2 separate regions of the Mus musculus genome follow, and region 1 is linked to region 2. Evidence: chromatin loops called from intact Hi-C (ENCODE). Cell type or tissue: gastrocnemius. All regions are shown on one strand. Links, peaks and the distances in the headings refer to the core of each region. The heading gives the core; the rest is flanking DNA.

Region 1 (9,934 bases), core at 1,232-9,231, 60 kb after region 2:
ATGTCCTCTGACCTCCGTGTGTGCTGTGACATGTCCTCTGACCTCCGTGTGTGCCGTGACATGTCCTCTGACCTCCGTGTATGCTGTGACATGTCCTCTGACCTCCGTGTGTGCTGTGACATGTCCTCTGACCTCCGTGTGTGTGCTGTGACATGTCCTCTGACCTCCGTGTGTGTGCTGTGACATGTCCTCTGACCTCCGTGTGTGCTGTGACATGTCCTCTGACATCCGTGTGTGTGCTGTGACATGTCCTCTGACCTCCGTGTGTGCTGTGACATGTCCTCTGACCTCCGTGTGTGCTTGACATGTCCTCTGACCTCCGTGTGTGCCGTGACATGCCCTCTGACCTCCTTGTGTGCTGTGACATGCCCTCTGACCTCCGTGTGTGCTGTGACATGTCCTCTGACCTCCATGTGTGTGCTGTGACATGTCCTCTGACCTCTGTGTGTGCTGTGACATGTCCTCTGACCTCCGTGTGTGCTGTGACATGTCCTCTGACCTCCGTGTGTGCTTGACATGTCCTCTGACCTCCGTGTGTGCTGTGACATGTCCTCTGACCTCCGTGTGTGCTGTGACATGTCCTCTGACCTCCGTGTGTGCTGTGACATGTCCTCTGACCTCCGTGTGTGTGCTGTGACATGTCCTCTGACCTCCGTGTGTGCTTGACATGTCCTCTGACCTCCGTGTGTGCTGTGACATGTCCTCTGACCTCCGTGTGTGCTTGACATGTCCTCTGACCTCCGTGTGTGTGCTTGACATGTCCTCTGACCTCCGTGTGTGCTGTGACATGTCCTCTGACCTCCGTGTGTGCTGTGACATGTCCTCTGACATCCGTGTGTGTGCTGTGACATGTCCTCTGACCTCCGTGTGTGCTGTGACATGTCCTCTGACCTCCGTGTGTGCTTGACATGTCCTCTGACCTCCGTGGTGCCGTGACATGCCCTCTGACCTCTGTGTGTGCTGTGACATGCCCTCTGACCTCCGTGTGTGCTGTGACATGTCCTCTGACCTCCATGTGTGTGCTGTGACATGTCCTCTGACCTCTGTGTGTGCTGTGACATGTCCTCTGACCTCCGTGTGTGCTGTGACATGTCCTCTGACCTCCGTGTGTGCTTGACATGTCCTCTGACCTCCGTGTGTGCTGTGACATGCCCTCTGACCTCCATGTGTGTGCTGTGACATGCCCTCTGACCTCCGTGTGTGCTGTGACATGCCCTCTGACCTCCGTGCGTGCTGTGACATGTCCTCTGACCTCCATGTGTGTGCTGTGACATGTCCTCTGACCTCTGTGTGTGCTGTGACATGTCCTCTGACCTCCGTGTGTGCTGTGACATGTCCTCTGACCTCCGTGTGTGCTGTGACATGTCCTCTGACCTCCGTGTGTGCTTGACATGTCCTCTGACCTCCGTGTGTGCTTGATATGCCCTCTGACCTCCATGTGTGTGCTGTGACATGTCCTCTGACCTCCGTGTGTGCTGTGACATGTCCTCTGACCTCCATGTGTGTGCTGTGACATGTCCTCTGACCTCCGTGTGTGCTGTGACATGTCCTCTGACCTCTGTGTGTGCTGTGACATGTCCTCTGACCTCTGTGTGTGCTGTGACATGTCCTCTGACCTCCGTGTGTGCTTGACATGTCCTCTGACCTCCGTGTGTGCTGTGATATGCCCTCTGACCTCCGTGTGTGCTGTGACATGTCCTCTGATCTCTGTGTGTGCTGTGACATGTCCTCTGACCTCTGTGTGTGCTGTGACATGTCCTCTGACCTCCGTGTGTGCTGTGACATGCATGCACAGCCTTCTCTGACACGTGCTATACATGTGAAAAGTGATTCCAGGGCCACAGCTGTGGCAGGCAGACAAAGCAGTTAAATGACCTAACTGATGTAGTCATCTAGAGATGACCCACTTGAATTACTTATTTGGGATTATACAAATTCTCTGGTGAACAAAATTGACCCATGTTTGAGTGTTGCTCTTGGAATGAATTGCTCTTTCTTAGGAGTCAATGTTAATAATAATAATAATAATAATAATAATAATAATAATAGTAATAACAATAACAATGTCATATTTTGTTATTGTTTGGTTTTTCAAGACAGAGTTTCTCTGTGTAGCTCTGGCTGTCCTGTAACTCACTCTGTGGACCAAGCTGGCCTCGAACTCAGAAATCCGCCTGCCTCTGCCTCCTGAGTGCTGGGACTAAAGTTGTGGCCACCACTGCCTGGCTGAAGTCTATGTTTATTTTTTATTGACATGTGTGTCTACAATAGAATATACAAATCCTGGCAAACACAGCAGTGGATGCTCATAGTCATCTATAGGATGGAACACAGGGCCCCCAATGGAGGAGCTAGAGAAAGTATCTAAGGAGCTGAAGGGGTCTGCAACCTTATAGGTGGAACAACAATATGAACTAACCAGTACCCCCCAGAACTCGTGTCTCTAGCTGCATATGTATCAGAAGAGGGCCTAGTCGGACATCACTGGGAAGAGAGGCCCCTTGGTCTTATAAACTTTATATGCCCCAGTGTAGGGGAATGCCAGGGCCAAGAAGTAGGAGTGGGTGGGTAGGGGAGCAGGGCAGGGGGAGGGTATAGAGGACTTTTGGGGTAGCATTGAAATGTAAAGGAAGAAAATATCTGATAAAAAATTTAAAAATATATACAAATCCTACAAACACTGTTGAGTGAAAATTTGAAAATCAATCACATCCATGTGTGTTGGTCAGTTTTGGTGTTTTTGTTGTTTTGTCAACTTAGCACACGTTAGCACCATCTAGGAAAAGAGAACGTTAGTGGAGGAATGCTTCTATCAGATTGGCCTGTGGGCAAGTCTATAGGGCAAGTTCTGATTAGTGACCCAGCCCACTGTGGCTAGTACCACCGGGGCAGGAGGGTCCTGGATGGTATAAGGAAGGAGGCTGAGCAAGCCTTGAGGAGTAAGACAGTTAACGGCACTCCTCCCTGGCCTCTACTTCAGTTCCTGCTTCTTTATCCTTGCTGTACTGGCTGGTTTCGTGTCAGCTTGACACAGGTGGAGTTATCACAGAGAAAGGCGCTTCAGTTGAGGAAATGCCTCCATGAGATTCAACTGTAAGGTATTTTCTCAATTAGTGATCAAGGGGGAAAGGCCCCTTGTGGGTGGTGCCATCTCTGGGCTGGTAGTCTTGGTTCTATAAGAGAGCAGGCTGAGCAAGCCAGGGGAAGTAAGCCAGTAATGAACATCCCTCCATGCCTCTGCATCAGCTCCTGCTTCCTGACCTGCTTGAGTTCCAGTCCTGATTTCCTTTGGTAATGAACAGCAATGTGGAAGTGTAAGCTGCATAAACCCTTTCCTCCCCAACTTGCTTCTTGGTCCTGATGTTTGTGCAGGAATAGAAACCCTGTCTAAGACCCCTGCCTACACTTTGTCCAGTGTGGTGGAAGGATAAGCAGATGAGCTCTTTTCTCCCCCAGGCTGCTTTTGATCCTGGTGCTTATCACAGCAACAGGAAGCTGACTATTACATGTGACCGTTCAGCTTAAAAAAATGTTAGTGTGACTGCACCCTTAGGGCTATTGTCCCATGGCAGTCATTGTGGTTCATAGGTGTCATCGCTTGGTAGGTCCGTGGTGGATTGCTTTTCCCTTTTGGAAGCTGGCATGGTGCCTTCAGGAAGCATGAGAGCCAGTCCCCAGGGAGGGGGCTTTCAAATCAGTTCCAGCTCAGGGGCTTCTGGGCTCTGTGTCTGAAGTGCTTGGTGCCTTCAGTAACAGGGACTTTCCTTCCACCTCTGGGGAGAGTGGAGGAGGAGCAAGCAAGAGCAGTGGCAGTGCCCTGGACTGTTATGGGAGTCCCTCGGACAACCAGGACCAATACCTCAAAAGAGGATTCAAGTCTGCTATTGGGATTTTTGTTAGGTGGATTTTGGCGTCTGGAGGGAGCATTGTTGACTCAGATGAGAAAAATACATTTAAATTATATAAGTATATTTTATACCTTTAAGTATATTCTGGTTTTTTATTTAGATAGATAATAATGCTGTTCCTTATGACTTTTTCAGACATTCTTACTGCTGTTTACCTGCCCCCATTCTTGTTCTTATATCTGTCTTCCTCCTTACACCCTACAGAGCCCCCCTTCCCATTCTCTGATCAGATCGCTTGTACCCTCGATTTCCTCTGTTGCTCCTACACCCCCACCAAGCAATGCTCTTTCATTTCCCTGAATTACTGCAAACTACTCACATCTGATGATTTGGAGCTAGGAGACTCCAGTGAGAGAGAACAAGCCACATTTGTCTTTCTGGGTTCGGGATACCTTGCTCAATATGATCCTTTCTAGTTCCATCTGTTTCCCTGGAAATTGCATGATTCTTCTTTACAAGGGGATACTACCTCATAGTGCATATGTACCCCATTTTCATTATCCATTCACTGGTTGAACGACATCTTGTTTCCATTTCCCAGTACAGTGGTTTGAATAGGTTTGGCCCCCATAGTCTCATGGTTTTAAATGCTTGGCCCACAGGGGGGGTAGTGTACTATTAGGAGGTGTGGCCTTGTTGGAGTGGGTGTGGCCTTATTGGAGGAAGTGTGTCACTGTGGAGGCCATCTTTGAGTTCTCCTACGCTCAAGCTCCTCCCAGTGTGGGATTTCAGTCTCCCTCCCCACCCACTCTGGCTGCCTTCAGGTCAAGATGTAGAACTCTTGCTCCCACCATGATAATGGACTGAGCCTCTGAAACGGTAAGCCAGCCCCAATTAAATGTTTGCCTTCGTAAGAGTTGTCTTGGTCATGGTGTCTCTTCCCAGCAACAAAACCCTACTAAGGGACACAGCTGTTGTGAGTAGAGCAGCAGTGAACTCTGACGCGCAGGTATCTGTGGGCTATGATGCTGAGTCCTCTGAGCGCACGCCAAGGAGTGGGATAGCTGGCTCGTTTGCTAGATGTATGCTTGGCCTTTTGGGAATTCTCCACACCGATTTCTGGAGTGGCTGTACAAGTTTGCAATCCCACTGACTGTGAACAAAGGTTCCGTTTTCCTGACACATGTGCATTTCAGCTGGCACATGCCTGGGAGTAGAGTGGCCTGGCAAATGACAGAGTTTACCCAGGTACATGCACCTCTAGTAGCTATGACCTGGGTAGCAAGGTGATGTACCAGCAGGACCTGGGAGCCCAACCACTCCCCATGCTTGCTGGTGTTTGCCTTTCTCCTCAGAGCAGATGTGTCTCATTATATTTCCCACACTAACTAATGCTATTAAGTTTTTAAATGAATTTTTATAGGCTGCTTAAATGTACTTACACTAAGTGCCCTTTCAAGTCTTTCGTCCATATTTTCTTTTGGGTACCTGTTCCACAGAACTCCTTAGATGGTAACTATTTGTAGATTGAACTGCTTGCTGCTTTGTGGTAATTGGTTACACAGCACTGGAATCCAGTATGCTCTAGTATGGCTTTGGGTTGGGCTGTATGTATCATGCGTGGTACTGAGCATCCGAGCTAAAAGCTTCCTGCATGTTGGCGTCTGCTCCCATTGTGCTGAAGACCCAGCCACCACCTGTGGCTTTTGCTTTGGGAGACCCAGCCTGCCAGCTTGGCTCTACCTTCCCCGGATTCTCCATCTGCCATTCTTTTCCCTTTTGGATTTCTTTTTCCTCTTTTTAGACCTTGTTTTCTAGGGTTTTGGATAAACTCTACAGTTATAAGGTTCAAAACAAAATAAAATTATGAAGGAGTATTTAGTGAAAAGTCATTGGAATATGTCTCCACTCCATCCCTATCTATTACCTTCTAACCTGACACACTTTACTATTAGGAATAAAAGCAGGTTATTTGTGTTGCATTTCTCTCTCTGACCTGTGCCTGGCTCTTTGCAGTGAACGTTGCATTTTGGAGAGCTTTCTCTTTAATTCATAATGAGTTTTCTTGTTGTTATGAGAACAATGATATCCTATTGTAGGAATTTATCTTAATGTATTTAATCAGTCTACCACAGATGGAGACTCACTCCTAATTATTTGCAACTGAGCCAAAGATATGCACAGCCTAAGGTCCTGAATTTGTGTGTTAGTCGGCAGTTGAAGGAGGCTTGGTGTTAAGGATGGACAGATGGATGGCCCGTGGTGTGTTGTCTAGGAGGACCTGATGTAGTCAGGCACATGGGCCCTTACTAGAAGGGGAGCAGAAGGACAGGCTTAGCCAGAGTGCTCACCGAGAAAGGGAGCACAGGTTGGTGTGAGGACCTGAGCCAGGGAGTCTGGGGCCAGATACCAAACAGGCACTGAAGGCAGTCCTAATGGTCTGCTGGAGCCTCCAGCCTTGGACCTGAACCCTCTAAGATGCATTTTGGATTTGTGATCCCCAGAACTGCAAGACTGTTGTTTTAAGCAACTGTTTGTGGTTATGGTGGCAGCGGGAGACCAGTGTGGCCATTTTACTTAAACCAAAAGTGGCTACCTTTTGAGTCTGACATTTTGTGTTTGTGCATCTGTATCTATGGGGAAGAGTTTAGGCCTGGAGTACTTGAAGCTAGTTTTGTAATAATTAAATTGTTCTTTTTAAAAAACTTTTTCTTTTTAGGTTTATGTGTATGAAAAATTTGCCTGCATGTATCTCTTTCTGTGCACCACATGTGCTCCCACAGTCATCAGAAGAGGGCGTCAGATTCCCTGGAATTGGAGTTAGGGATAATTGTGAGTCACCATGTGGGTGCTGGGAATTGAACCTGGGTCCTCACCAGGTTTTCTAACCACTGAGCCATCTCTCCAGCCCTGAATCATTCTTCTCATTCTTCTTAAAGCAGCTTTCCATTCTACGACACCTGGGAGACCAGCGTGGAGGAGGAGGTTACTGCTTCTGCTCTGGAAGTTCAATTTAAGAAGGACTTGAGCCACTGCTTTTGGTCCTCATGGGACCCCCAGATGGCAACAGCGGGGAGTGCAGAGTGGCATGGACTGTTTACCCCATGACCAAGAAATAGCAAAGGAAGAGGGAAGTCTGGGGCCCCACGGTCTCCTCACAGACAAACCGAGAATGGTCTAAGACTCTCCCATAGGCCCCTCCTCCTAACCTGCATTTGCTTGCTGAGGACCAAGCCTTCAACACATAGGCTGTTAGGGGGACATGGTCCATCCCAACTCCAGCAGTGGTCTGTGGGGGTCACAACCATTGTCACTCTAAGCAGCAACAAGTGTGAGCTCCCCTCTCCCCACAGCCACTTGAACACAGTGGCTATTTGGATTTTTGCTATTTTGATGGTGTCAAATTCTAATAAGTTTTCCCATCCGTAACTTGTTTTAAACCATCCTTCAGAGTTAGGAGTGGGTCCTTGATTCTGCTCTTGTCCACAGCATTTATCTTCATTTCCCTCCAACACCTCATACTGCAGGCTGTCTATATGATGAGAAAAGAAAACACAATCCCCAACAGCACCTGTCAGCAGACAAGAAATGTGGTATCAAACATGCTCTATCAAGGTCTGCTTATGAAAAGGTCTCCTTAGCTTTGGACCTGAGTCCCACATTGTCAGTCTGCAGAGACTGAGGACTGGGCTGCTGTCAGTGTCCTGATCACTATGCGGGTTGGCTGACTGAAGGTAAAACAGAATCAGCAATCACACAGCATCCTGCCCCACCCCCACCTCACCCCGTCTTGGGGTTACCAGAGATCTTTCTCACGGAGGTCAAGTAGAACTTCCGCTTTGGGATGCCACTGGTGAAAATTATTTGCACATGGGATAAAGCCTGTTGGTTCTGCCATTTTAAAGGACTAATACCTGTGCCACAAACGTGTTGGGGGGGGGGAGGGGGGAAGGAGCGATGAACCCAGATCACCACGCTCCTTCCCTTAGCTTGGGGACCAGCATTACCATAAGTTGCTAACTCATTAAGATAATCTTTTTTTCTTTTTAAAGATGATTCTCACTATGTACCTTTGGCTGGTCTGGCCTTCCAGATGTAGATCAGGCTAGTCTAGGTCTCCCAAGAGACCTGCCTGTCTCTGAGTTTGAGATTAAAGGCATTTGCTGGGTACTGTAGGTATTGTATCATATTAACTGTCTCTTCCCATAGTACTAACTGAAATCATTGGCAACCTGAACTTCTTGCCTTCTGTGAGACGTCTGGCTGTTGGAAATCTAAATTGATGTGGTGTGAAGACACTAATGAGATAAACATCTGGTTGGCCTGCTGCTTCTATCTAACATGCTGTGACTTCAGTGTGAGCCAGTGCTAGCCAGCCACTTGGACCCCCTAAAAAGCTTCTAAAGAGCTTTAAGTGAGGTGCCACATGTCTGTAATCACAAACCTTGGGAAGTCAGCTATCCACTTACACTCTGTCTCCTCAAAACCCCCAATGTTTCAGAAAGCACAAAATGTAATGATTCACCAGGCAGTGGTGGCACACGCCTTTAATTCCAGCACTTGGGAGGCAGAGGTAGGCAGATTGCTGAGCTCGAGGCCAGTCTGGTCTACAGAGTGAGTTCCAGGACAGCCAGGGATATACAGAGAAACCCTGTCTCGAAAACACCAAAAAAAAAAAAAAAAAAAAAAAAAAAAAAAAAAGTAATGACTCCCGTGTCTTGGGAATACAAGACAGTGACTCACTGGCAATGAGCCCAGTTACAATTTGTCTGTTTGATTCTTGGGAAGGGAAAGAACAAGCAGACAGACAGGTGCTGAGGAAGGGTTGTTGCTTCCCGCCCCATGATCCCAGAGCTGTGTCAATGACTTGCTACTCTTTGATGATTACAAACGTCTGATTCAAAGGTTTCTCTTCTCTGACACCTAAACTCCATCCTCCAGTGGCCTGCCAAGAGCTGGGACTGTCCCAAGGCTTGGTGCCCTGTGAGCTCTCCTTACAGCCCTGTCAGTATGAGTCAGGCTGGCTTGCCACAGCTCTTTCCTGCTAAATGTGTCTCTTGTGATGACACTCTGCCCCACTTCAGCTGGCATCTGTTTACTTTGAGTTAATTTTAGATAGAGCAGATTAATCATTACATCGCAATGATGCCAGCAGCACAGTTGGCAAGTCACAGAGGGGCACAGGAATCAGGAATCCTGACTGAGTGTCAGCCCCTGCCTCTCTCCAGTTGGGATAGGTGGGTAAGAGGAGAGACAGACCTTCCCTTTGGGATCCCTGTGGATGAACAGAGCTGTGCCTGGTGCCTGCCGCCGGGCCTGGCCTATGATGACTGTGCATGCCATGCCAGAAGAGTTAGCAGAACAAGATCCAGAAGAGAATAAATAGAATCAGATTTGAGTCAGGAAGCCCAGGCCCGGAAGTCTGACAGCGCAGAGCTTGTGGGTGTTATTGGGGCAGACCTGTCCTCTTTCACAGGGCAGCAGCTAGCTGGAATCTCTGCATCACTTTAGCCTTAGAATGGTTGCTTCTCCCCAATACCTCCTGCCCTCCTGGAATTAATCAGAGCAAACTCCACTTTGGGGAGTGTGGTGGTTTCCAGTGTCATACAGGGCGACCACATTTATCTTATAGATTTGTGTTCCTTTTCCCCTTCATTGCCCACATTCGTTTCTGCTTCTTTTCTGTTCTTTTTGGTCTCATTTGTTATCTCTGTGCCTGACCCCCACCAGGTCAGAAGCTCGGCTTGCTAGACAGGGAGGTGAGGCACAGGCACTTACCTCATCACTTGACTTAGAAGGACAGGGCAGAGAGCTGGATAGAGACTACCACGTGATGCGCGGAAGAGACATGCTTTCTTCCCTTGCTTTCTCTCTTTTCTCTCAGGACCTGGTTCATGCTGGGCAACGGATTGTGCCACTGAGCTATGTGCCAGCCCCCAAAGTGTTCCTTCTCAACTATATCAGTACTGAAGATTAAAAACTCAATTCTTCCTAGCAAGGAAAATAAATATGAATTTTCAACTGGGCTTTGTAGACCCTTGAAGGATTTGGTTTCTGCCATGCTCTCTGCCCGCCCAGCCTTGGGA
Region 2 (9,934 bases), core at 1,288-9,287:
AAGAACGTTTTCCAGCAAGTCACTGCAGCCTCCTCAGCACCATGAGGCACGTGCAAAAAGCAACTGGGAGCTTTAAGATGCAAGAAGTCACAGTCAGCAACATGGAGGACAATCCTGGCCTGATGGTGTGCCAAGGGGCAGGACCCCCGTCTGTAAACCCACTCTTGCCTTGGATCTCTGGATCAATGTGCTGTTCTTAATATTTTTGTTGGCTTGGAAGCCAAGAAATGAAAAGTGAGTGGTCTTAGTGCTTTGTCCTTTTTGTGCACGTTGTTTTGCCAATAGCAGTTAGCACTCTGCTCATATTCTTGTAGAAGCATTGTGTCCAAATGTCAAGGGGCCCAGAGGGTCAGACACAGGCTCAGGACTATGTTCAGATGTAGCACAGCATTTAGTCCATGCTGCTGTCAAGGAATGTATGAAAATAATAGGAGCCGGTATAAAATAACGAAGCTGGCAGGAAACACAGGCCGCCCAGCTGTCTGGGAAACACCGCCTGTGGCTACTGCTTGTTGCCTGTTTTGAGCTACACGCGTCCTTTTGGCAAAAACCCAAGCCCACGCCTTTTGGCCTTTTCTGTTTTTGCATTAATTAAGGTAATTGTAAAGGTTTCCCCTTCTCAGTCTATTAAAACACTTTACTATCCCCTTACATCTAGACTCCATTTGAATCTGTACGTGCTGTGGATTCACAGTACCTAGAGAGAAAGGTCTTTAAGGAATACCTGTTACCATGGCAGCGATGGTTAGCATTTCGTCTACACAGTCAAATTCACAGGATGCTAAGATAGACTTTGAGAGCTGTGGATCCAGAGGAAACTCAGACATGATGATTCCAAACTCAGAGAGATTCCCATCGTTGTCCAGGGCTGCCAGGTAATCTAAATCTTCCAGTGCCTGCATCAGGCTTTCTGGAGCTAGGAAAGAGGAAAAAAGTGAATTTTACACAACTGAGGGGGCAGCACGTAGTGACTTTTCATTTTTGCATAAAACAAACAACCAATGAACAGAATCGGTAAAGCAAGAATTGGTCAGACACTAAGCCCGTAGCTTCTGAGGCTGACAGGGTACACCTTATGGCTATCTAGACAAGGACCCTGAAACCGTGGCAGGCTCCTCAGAGGACAGCCACGGACTCACTGCATTTTGCTGCAGTTCTGAGGGGTCAAAGTTGAGGATCTAGGGATCCGAGATCTCTCCTGACCAGGCAGCCATGTTCCAGTCGCTGTGACTTGGAACACGTGGTACTCAAACAACATCTGGAGCAGAGCCTGCTCTCACCAACGGGCCAGCCAGCTCGGCAGCTGCTGCAGGCACAGAACGCTGAACTATGGAAGCAGCTCTTGCACAAGCCTACAAAGCTAGCCTGAGTATACTTAAGGGAAGACATAATATTTGTTGCTCAATAAGGCAAAACATACATGGTCTAGAATCTAGTAAACTGAGGTCCGACAAGGAGAACGAGAGCTAAGACAGAGTGGCCTAGAAGTCACAAGAAAAGCAGAAACACCAGACACAAACACACAAGGTTACTGCAAACAGACAAACCTATCCCATCTCTCATTTCTTAGATAACATGGGCACTCCTACAGTGTGTATTAATTTCCACATCTGCTCAATTTCCACAAAGAAGTCTACTTACTCTCTGTCCTTCTGGGACCAAGTTCTATTAAATACACTGTTTCACCTGTCTGCCACCTGGTATTCCTATAAAGGCTACACCAACTCCTACTGTGCTGAAAACCTGAAAACTGCCTTTTGTCAGTCTCAGTCCTGGAATGTGTGTGGTGTTCGGGAGGCAACACCTATAGGCCTAACCCAGAAGCAACTGAATCTGCCTGTCCCTGAGTTTTAAGTGGCTGACGAGAAAACAATGACTCACTTGCTATCTTTACACTTTGACCACCAAAGGTAACGGTCAGAATTCAAGGCACACCGAGAAACTGCAGCCTCCTCACAAGCTCTAATGTGATCCCATTCCCACTATGGTCGGGAAGCCAAGAAAGCTTTTAGAAACCACAAGTGTGGTCTGGGGTACGGCAGGGAGAGCAGAGCATCTGAGGTGAGAGACTAGGAACAGAGAGGGTGGGGAGGAGCCTGCTGAGACTAACACTCGGGGGAGACAGTGAAATCATTCACCTATTGCCTGTGATCGTCCCCCATCAACATTTACCAAGTGGAATGCTTTCTTTATCGTTCTCCCTGGGCACGTTGGGCTTGACCTTACTGGTAAACACACAGCCTTGAGTCTGCAGTTCCAGGAAAGGAACTAACAGGCTACTTAGTAGTCCCAGAGTTCCATCAGGGATCTGTGGGACCTGAAAGGGGGCTTCGGATGTGCCAGAGAAGGTGCAGGGGCGGCTGCAGGAAGGAGCATGGCTGTGCTGAAACAGCGAGGGACTGGGAGCACTAGCTGGCATTATACAATTTCATGTCATTGTATTTATATTATCCTATAGGAAACAGGTTTCAAATACAGCTACCCTCGGGAATGTTACAGAACCCTATGCCTCTGCTTGTCTGGGATGGGTAAGTACTTCCAGGTACAGAACAAGACAGGAAGTCTTTGGTAAGCAGGCCTCAAAAGCCATAGTCAGGCCTTCCTCAGCATGCTCCTCCTCAGCTTGTATTACCAGCCAGGGTGAAAGATTAGGGCTCCTCGGTCACTAGACATGGGAAGGGCTGAGAGGGGACTCTCCAACCACGAGAGGGACACTGATAGAAGTCATGCCACGAGCCTGGCTCTCAGATGATGGCTGTGGCAGACTTTCAGACGCTCAGGAGTAAGGGTGACAGCTCAGCTGAGCTTTGCTGGGCCCTGAGACCTCGCCCATACCAGCTTGGCTCCTGCCTGTGGCACAGCAGAAAGTACAAGTGGAACACAGACAGCCATAGGCCTCCCTCAAACCTTTTTGCCAAGCAAGCCACATCAGTACCGGGACTAGTTAGGTCTCAGAGAGAACCGGGTCAGAAAGGGGCTGAGTTTGTCTCCACACAAGGCCTGCTCACACTATGCTAAAGAAGACTGCTGGCCTTCCTCAAGACACAGCTGTCAGTGTCCCCAGGATAAGGCACTGTGACTGCTAGCTCTTTTTTTTTTTTTAACTTTTTATTAGGTATTTTCCTCATTTACATTTCCAATGCTATCCCAAAAGTCCCCCATACCCTCCCACCCACTCCCCTACCCACCCACTCCCACTTTTTGGCCCTGACGTTCCCCTGTACTGGGGCATATAAAGTTTGCAAGTCCAATGGGCCTCTCTTTCCAATGATGGTTGACTAGGCCATCTTCTGATATATATGCAGCTAGAGTCAAGAGCTCCGGGGTACTGGTTAGTTCATAATGTTGTTCCACCTATAGGGTTGCAGATCCCTTTAGCTCCTTGGCTACTTTCTCTAGCTCCTCCATTGGGGGCCCTGTGATCCATCCAATAGCTGACTGTGAGCATCCACTTCTGTGTTTGCTAGGCCCCGGGACTGCTAGCTCTTAACACACAATGATACCCTTGAAAGATGTTCTTTGCAGTGTAACTAGAAGTCTCCCCACTCCACAGCATCTAAGACCAAGCTTCAAACAAGGCTTAGCACTGCAGTGAGATAGCATAGCATTGGCTTTACCAAAACCACCAGGGGAAAAAACAAAACAGGCCAGAACAATGCATGGGGCTGGAGCAATAGCTTAATGGCTAAGAGCACTGGCTCCTCTTCTAGAGAACCCTGGTTCAATTCCCAGTACCTCCATGGTGGCTCACACCATCTGTAACTACAACCCTGATCCTCCTGTGGACCGTGTACTTAGTGTACAGACCTACAGGAACCCTGATCCTCCTCTGGACTGTGTACTTAGTGTACAGACCTACATGAAGGCAAAACATCCACACACATAAAAAAATTAATAAATAATAAAATTAGTATTTATAAATGTACAAGCTTAAAATGGAAGAGCCTGGCTCTGATGAGGACGGGGGGGGGGGGGAGGGGGAGTGTTGCGGGTGGAGTGGGGAAGAGGGGAACAGCTTCTAAGACAGTGTCACAGGCCACACTTCCTAGTACCTGGTGTGTACAGGACCTTTACAAGATCCACAGCACTTCTACATTTGAATCTCTTGTCTGGCCAAGGCTGAGTGGCCAGCCAGTTGGTTCCGTATTTGTTTAATGAGCAGCACCTTTCCAGAAGCCATGCTCTGCGAGCACAGCTGACATGACTCTAAAAGAGCAAGGCCAGCAGTCTTAGTATCTAGAAACCCATCTCAGGGGCACTGTGGTGACATCTCCTCATCACTGTGATCACTGTCTGTTTGCACATTTATGGAAAGTACCGTCTTAGTCTAGGTAGGTAGCCTTGGGCAGCTAGGAGTCGCTCAGACCTGCAATGCCAAGCATTTATTGAACCCCAGTCACTTGTCTAAGGGATGAAAAAATATTAACTAGCTGACCTGAGCCCTGAGGCAGTTACTTTGATTGTGGTTATATTAAAACTATTTCTATTCTATGCCTCTAACTTCCTCCCTAATTAAGTTTTCACTATCTGTAAAATGACTTTCTAATGCTTCCAAGGTGCTCCAGTGGGTTGCGTCTTGGAAACTGTTCTTGGAATGTTCCTCTTTGTACACACACACTCACACACACACACACACACACACACACGCACACACACAAGAATGCACACATCCCTCTCTGAAGATGGTGATAAATTCTGTGTGGCCTTTGCACAAACAATGGTGTCTGTGCAGACCCAGCACTCAGACCAGAGGACGGCTCAGTGGGGAAAATGCTTGCAGCACAAGCCTGACAGCCTGAACGACACTCTGGAATCCACATGGTGGAAGAAAAGAAGGGACTCCTGCAAGTTGTATTCTGAACTTCTCAGATAAATGTAATAAAAATAGATAAACAACAACAAGATTCTAGCTATGGTCTTTGCGGGTGCAGTGGTAGAACAACTGCTTAGCTTTGGGCTGTCGGAGGTAGCATGCAGCATGCGTCCTGCCTGCAGAGAGGAGTCTCTGTCCAAAGCTCCTGATGCAGCTCTGACGACTGAGCCAAGCTAGCAGGTGGCTTTCTCTCACTCCCTAGTACAGACTGTGGCACTTTGGACCAATCTGTGTTTTCAATCCATCACAGACTTGCAGACATCCTCACAAATGCCTCTGGGAGTGTGGCTGTGATGACAGAAGCGCCAGGTTCACTAACTCAGGAGCCTTCTAGTGAAAAGTGTGCACCTGAGCCCTGATGGGGCCACTGCAGAGCTGGATTCCCCTTCTAATTGGCCTCTGCAAGGAGGAGTCTGGCCCCGCCTGCACAGTGTGTTCTCTTCAGTACCCTGTCTTTTTGCATACACCAAGCTACAAGTCCTAGTGGGTACAGTTCATTTTTCTCTTCCTTCTCTCCTTCCTTCTTTCTTTTCTTCCTTTCTCCCTCCCTCCTCCCTTTCTTCCTTCCTCCCTCCCCACCTGCTTCTGGTTTCAGACCTGGCCTCCAGTTTCTCCTAGTATCCCTCAGACCCTGCCCCAACCTTGAACTTTCCAGCCCAGGGGCTAGGCTGCCCTTCCCCAAAGGCTCTTCCCTATATAATCCAGATATTTTGACCCCTCTACTTCTTTTCTGTCTCTGCAGCCACCCCACCCCTTTCTCTCTTTCTTCCCCTTCCCTCTCCCCATGGTGACTCCCCGGCCTCAGTCCTTGGGACCCCATGAACTCCCCGAGAGCCACTTCCCAATAAACCTGCCTTTAATATATTCTAATCTGGCTTGAATTGGCTCATTTCACTGGCAGAGAAATAACCTATCCTGATTGATCTTGAACTTCCAATTCTCCTGCCTCCAGTTCCATTCTGTAAGCTCTGTGGTTATAGACACGTATCACCATGCCTGACTCTCATTTTTCTTTTCAAATCTCAGAAATCCTGGTCATCTCAACTCAAAACCAGTTTTATCTGCAACAAGTTAAAACAAATTCTGAATCAGAGCAAAGAGATGACATTCGGCAGAGGCAGGGGCATTTTGCCTGGTTTCTCTTCAAATCCCTGTCCAGGTACCTTTGCCTTCCAAGGACAATAACAGTCTCAGCCATCTGTTTCTGCTGAGGCACTCGGTTAGTCCTGGTCTTCCTGACCCAGATCAACAGTGGCTGTGACACTTATGTGGAGGTCATTCCTCATGCAGCCAAGGAAAAGGGAAAAACAAAACAAATAAATAAAACAACCCCCCTGGATTTCATGTTTCTGCAGAGCGCCATGCTGAGGGAACTCACTTAGCTGCCGAGAGCCTCGTCATGCCAAGGCTACTGCCACACGGTCCACAGAGCCTGAGAGCCAAGGTCACTGCCACACAGTTCACAGAGCCTGAGAGCCAAGGCCACTGCCACACGGTTCACAGAGCCTGAGAGCCAGAGCTCGCTGTGCTCGGACATTTCAATTATATGTTGGCCACAAGCTTCTTCTATGTTTTTTTTTTTTGGTTTGGTTGGTTTTTTTGTTTCCAAAATGATGAGTCAGAGTTCATCCACAATGATATTTCCCCAAGCACAGCAGAAAACAGCTGCTGGCATTATCAGGAGCCAAAAATAAATGGTGACTCTGACCCCTTTGTTCCCAGTTATCAGTTTGAAACCTCACGAGGTAAGCAGCAAACAGGAGCCACACAGAGAGCAGGGAGCCCACAGGCCAGCCAAAGGCTTCCTTTCAGGTATCTCTGATGTTTGATTTCTTCAGAACCCTCTTGCAGGCCTACTCTTACTTCCCCCTTCACATCTAGTCCATCAAACATCCCCTGTCCTGAGCAGAAAGATGCTGAGGGCACCAAGGCAGAGTAGTAGGCTGGATGGCAGCGTTAGCGGGTGACACGCACTTGGCTAACACTGTAGCATGCAGTCTCTAAGGCCCATCCTGACCATGAAAAGTCTAGCCTGGAATGTGTCTCAGTAGTGGAACACTCTCATAGGCTGCTCGGGCTCTGGGTTCAACCCCTAACAACAAAATGTAAAAGCAACAAAAACAGTGAAAACCCTTCTGCAGAGGAGGCTTCTGGAAAGATCACTGTAGCAGATCCGTCGGTGGCAAACACCGACCCATGTGAAGTTCAGGGACCATCATGCAGCAAGGAGGAAGTGGATGGGATTCCCACCCGAGATGTCATCCTCGGGGCCAGGACGAGGTGAAGGGAGCATGCACACAGGCCCGGGTCACACAGCCCCCATCTCAAACACTCCTACCTCCTACTTATCTGTCTTGCTAAATACAGCAAAGGACAGAGACATTACAGGCAGATTGTCATTTACTTCCAGGGTAGGCATCATGGAAAAGTTTAACCACTGGCCAAAAGTGTGGGGAAATTTAAGTTACTTCTACGTAAATGGAAGCAAAAACTAAGGTATTGATTAGACAGCTGCCAATACTTTTAAGTTAGAGCCCTTCATTCAGTGATCTAAACATTTGCTTGCTTTTTAGAAGTTAAGCTCCAAGTCACAGAAGAAAGCAGGTGAGAGGAGACAGACCCTGCCTGGTGTCTCCCTGGCCACGGGGCTAGCTAGGTTCCCGTTAGCATCAGGAGCATGCTGGGAGGGGAAATGGGAAGCCCTGGCTGAGCTCTTCCACTCATTATTCATAGGCTCCTGCTGCTCCAGCTTGGCAAGGAACACCAGAGACAAGAGGGAAAGCCACCCAGGAACCTTTCTTAGGAAAAGGAGGCCAGGACAGTCAGACAGCGGCCACTGGCAGGGAAGCTGCCACCTGCTCCATCTGTGAGTTGCCCTGAATCTAGCAACTTGGTTTCTCATCTGTAAAGTGGAGCAAAAAAAAAAAAAAAAAAAAAAAAAAAAGGCCAGCATCCAGTCACTGGGCTACTGTCTTAAATGATTTAACACACCAATAAACATATATAAATGACCAAGTGTTTAGAGAACAGCCAGGGTTTAAACAGATAAGATACAGACTATGGCTGCTGGCAGACCTTCCTCACCAGCTGGTTATTGACAAGTACAGCTGCCACCATGTCCCAGACACTGTACCTAGAGCTGAAGAAGGCTTTAACCCCATCCTGCCAGAGAGGATAAGCCAACTGGGAATGCAGCGAAAGCCACTAGCTGACTTCCTTTTGAGCAGGTAACACTGCTCTGCCTTGGGCATAGGTGGCTGTCCCTCAGGTAGCAGTTGCTTGGCCTGGCCTCACTGGCCTTTCTTCCCCTCAGCATTCCAGTAGCTTTGGGCACAGGAGAAAGTAAACCGAAGGAAGAAACTGCTCGGATTAGGATTCAAATGTCTCAGTCTTGCTTCAGACGTCTCCCCTCCCTTATGTGTTGAACCTAAATTGCAAAGGAGTGAAATCTGAGTGGGTTTTCCCCAGGTGCTAACAAGATCCACGAGGAGGACTTCCAAGCCACTGGGAACGTATCCTTTACCTTCTGTTCATCTTGCCCTTAGATAGCAGTGCCCCACTGTCCCTCCCTATACTGGCCAGTCCTTCTGGTTCCAGTGTCCAAAACATAAGACACTCTCTGGGCTGGGGAAATGGCTCAGTGGGTAGAGTGTTACCACACAAGAATAAGGAGCTGAATTCAGATCCCAGCAGCCACATATACATCCAGGCTGCTGGTGCACATCTGAATCTCAGGACCTGGGGGATGGAGGGGCAGTTAGGAGAATCCCAGAGGCTTGCTTGATGGTCAGCAGGTCTAGCCAATCAGTGAACTCCAGGTTCAATAACAGACCCTGTCTCAAAAATGAAGGTAAAGAGTGATACAGGAAAATACCTTATGTTGACCTCTGGCCCTTATGTTGGTTAGTTAATGTCAAGTTGACACAAGCTAGAGTTATCTGAAAGGAGGGAACCTCAATTGAGAAAATGCCTCCATAAGATCGAGCTGTAGGGAATTTTCTTCATTAATGATCGATGGGTGAGGGGCAGCCCATTTGGGTAGGGCCATTCCTGACCTGATGGTTCTGGATTCTATAAGAAAGCAGGCTGAGCAAACCACGTGAAGCAAGCCAATAAGCAGTATCTTTCCATGGTCTCTGCTTCAGCTCCTGCCTCCAGATCCCTGCCCTGCTTGAATCTCTGTCCTCAATATTCCTTCCATGATAAACAGTGATCTGGAAGTGTAAACCAAATAACCCTTTCCTCCCCAGCTTGCTTTTGTCATGGTGCTTCATCACAGCAATAGTAACCCTAAGACAAGTCTTCATCTCACACACACACACACACACACACACGCGCGCACGCGCACACACGCACACACACACACACGCACACGCACACACACACACACACACACACGCACACACACACACACACATACACACACACACGCGTGCGCGCACCCCTAGGTTTTTGTCCTTTTAAATTCTGAGATAATTTCCTCTTTTGACAGTGAAGGGTCAGCACTCAGCGAACCGCATGCTGGCTTACAGTGATAGGTGCTTCGTGCTGTCAGGAGACACGTGAGGCAGGGAGAAATGGCAGGAATAGGAAGAAAAGCAGAGTGTAAAGCTACCTGGCCTGTTCATGAAGTCGCAGCGGCCCAGGCCTGCAATGTCCACCCTCTTCATGAAGAGCACCATGCTAGTCAGGTTGGCTTCCTGCATTTCCGCTGGCTTAAGGGGCCTCATGTCTTTGGAGGCAAATTCTTCAGTGTACAGACAGAAAAGTTTTCCTTAAAAAAGTCAAGGGAAATGGCTTCAGTGTTGCTGTGGCATCCCTGCGGACTTCACACTGCTTTGTGCCCACCACACTACCTGAGGGAGAAGACCCGAGGAGCTGCTTCCGGATCTCTGCTTGGCTTTGGCTGATGGGCTGCAGGACGAGGGAGTTGGCTCTGATCCGGGGGTTATATACCTTTAACAGAAACACAGCAGGTTAGCTCCTGGAACTCAGGGGAAGTCACCTGCCTCTACCCACAGTGACTGCTCTCAGCACCACCAGAAATGCTGTCAGGCTCTT

What was found. A loop is a pair of places that touch in the nucleus more often than their neighbours do. Peaks named below come from ENCODE experiments on the same cell type or tissue, not always from the same donor. Only the 100,000 strongest peaks of a DNase experiment are listed, where the experiment ranks them.
Region 1: a loop joins it to region 2, with 1.9 times the contacts of the local background. A loop is called at or near these places in 2 of 42 quality-filtered maps.

Annotation. Positions count from the first base shown.
Region 1 is chr7:133,784,831-133,794,764 of GRCm38, forward strand. All of the region lies in intron 1 of Fank1 (fibronectin type 3 and ankyrin repeat domains 1), which reads left to right. Among named protein-coding and RNA genes, the nearest start is that of Fank1, 13 kb to the left of the region's middle. In gastrocnemius, for the core only: no CTCF peak of the experiment used is centred there; DNase peaks (open chromatin) are centred at 3,693, 5,539, 6,179, 8,886 and 1 more place; H3K4me3 peaks cover 269 bases; H3K27ac peaks cover 1,394 bases.
Region 2 is chr7:133,724,480-133,734,413 of GRCm38, forward strand. Dhx32 (DEAH (Asp-Glu-Ala-His) box polypeptide 32) reads right to left here. Exons shown (of 12, transcript NM_133941.2): 6 at 9,730-9,829; 7 at 9,489-9,647; 8 at 725-916; 9 at 1-70. Among named protein-coding and RNA genes, the nearest start is that of Bccip, 20 kb to the left of the region's middle. In gastrocnemius, for the core only: no CTCF peak of the experiment used is centred there; DNase peaks (open chromatin) are centred at 5,072, 6,073, 6,315, 7,637 and 1 more place; H3K4me3 peaks cover 201 bases; H3K27ac peaks cover 5,193 bases.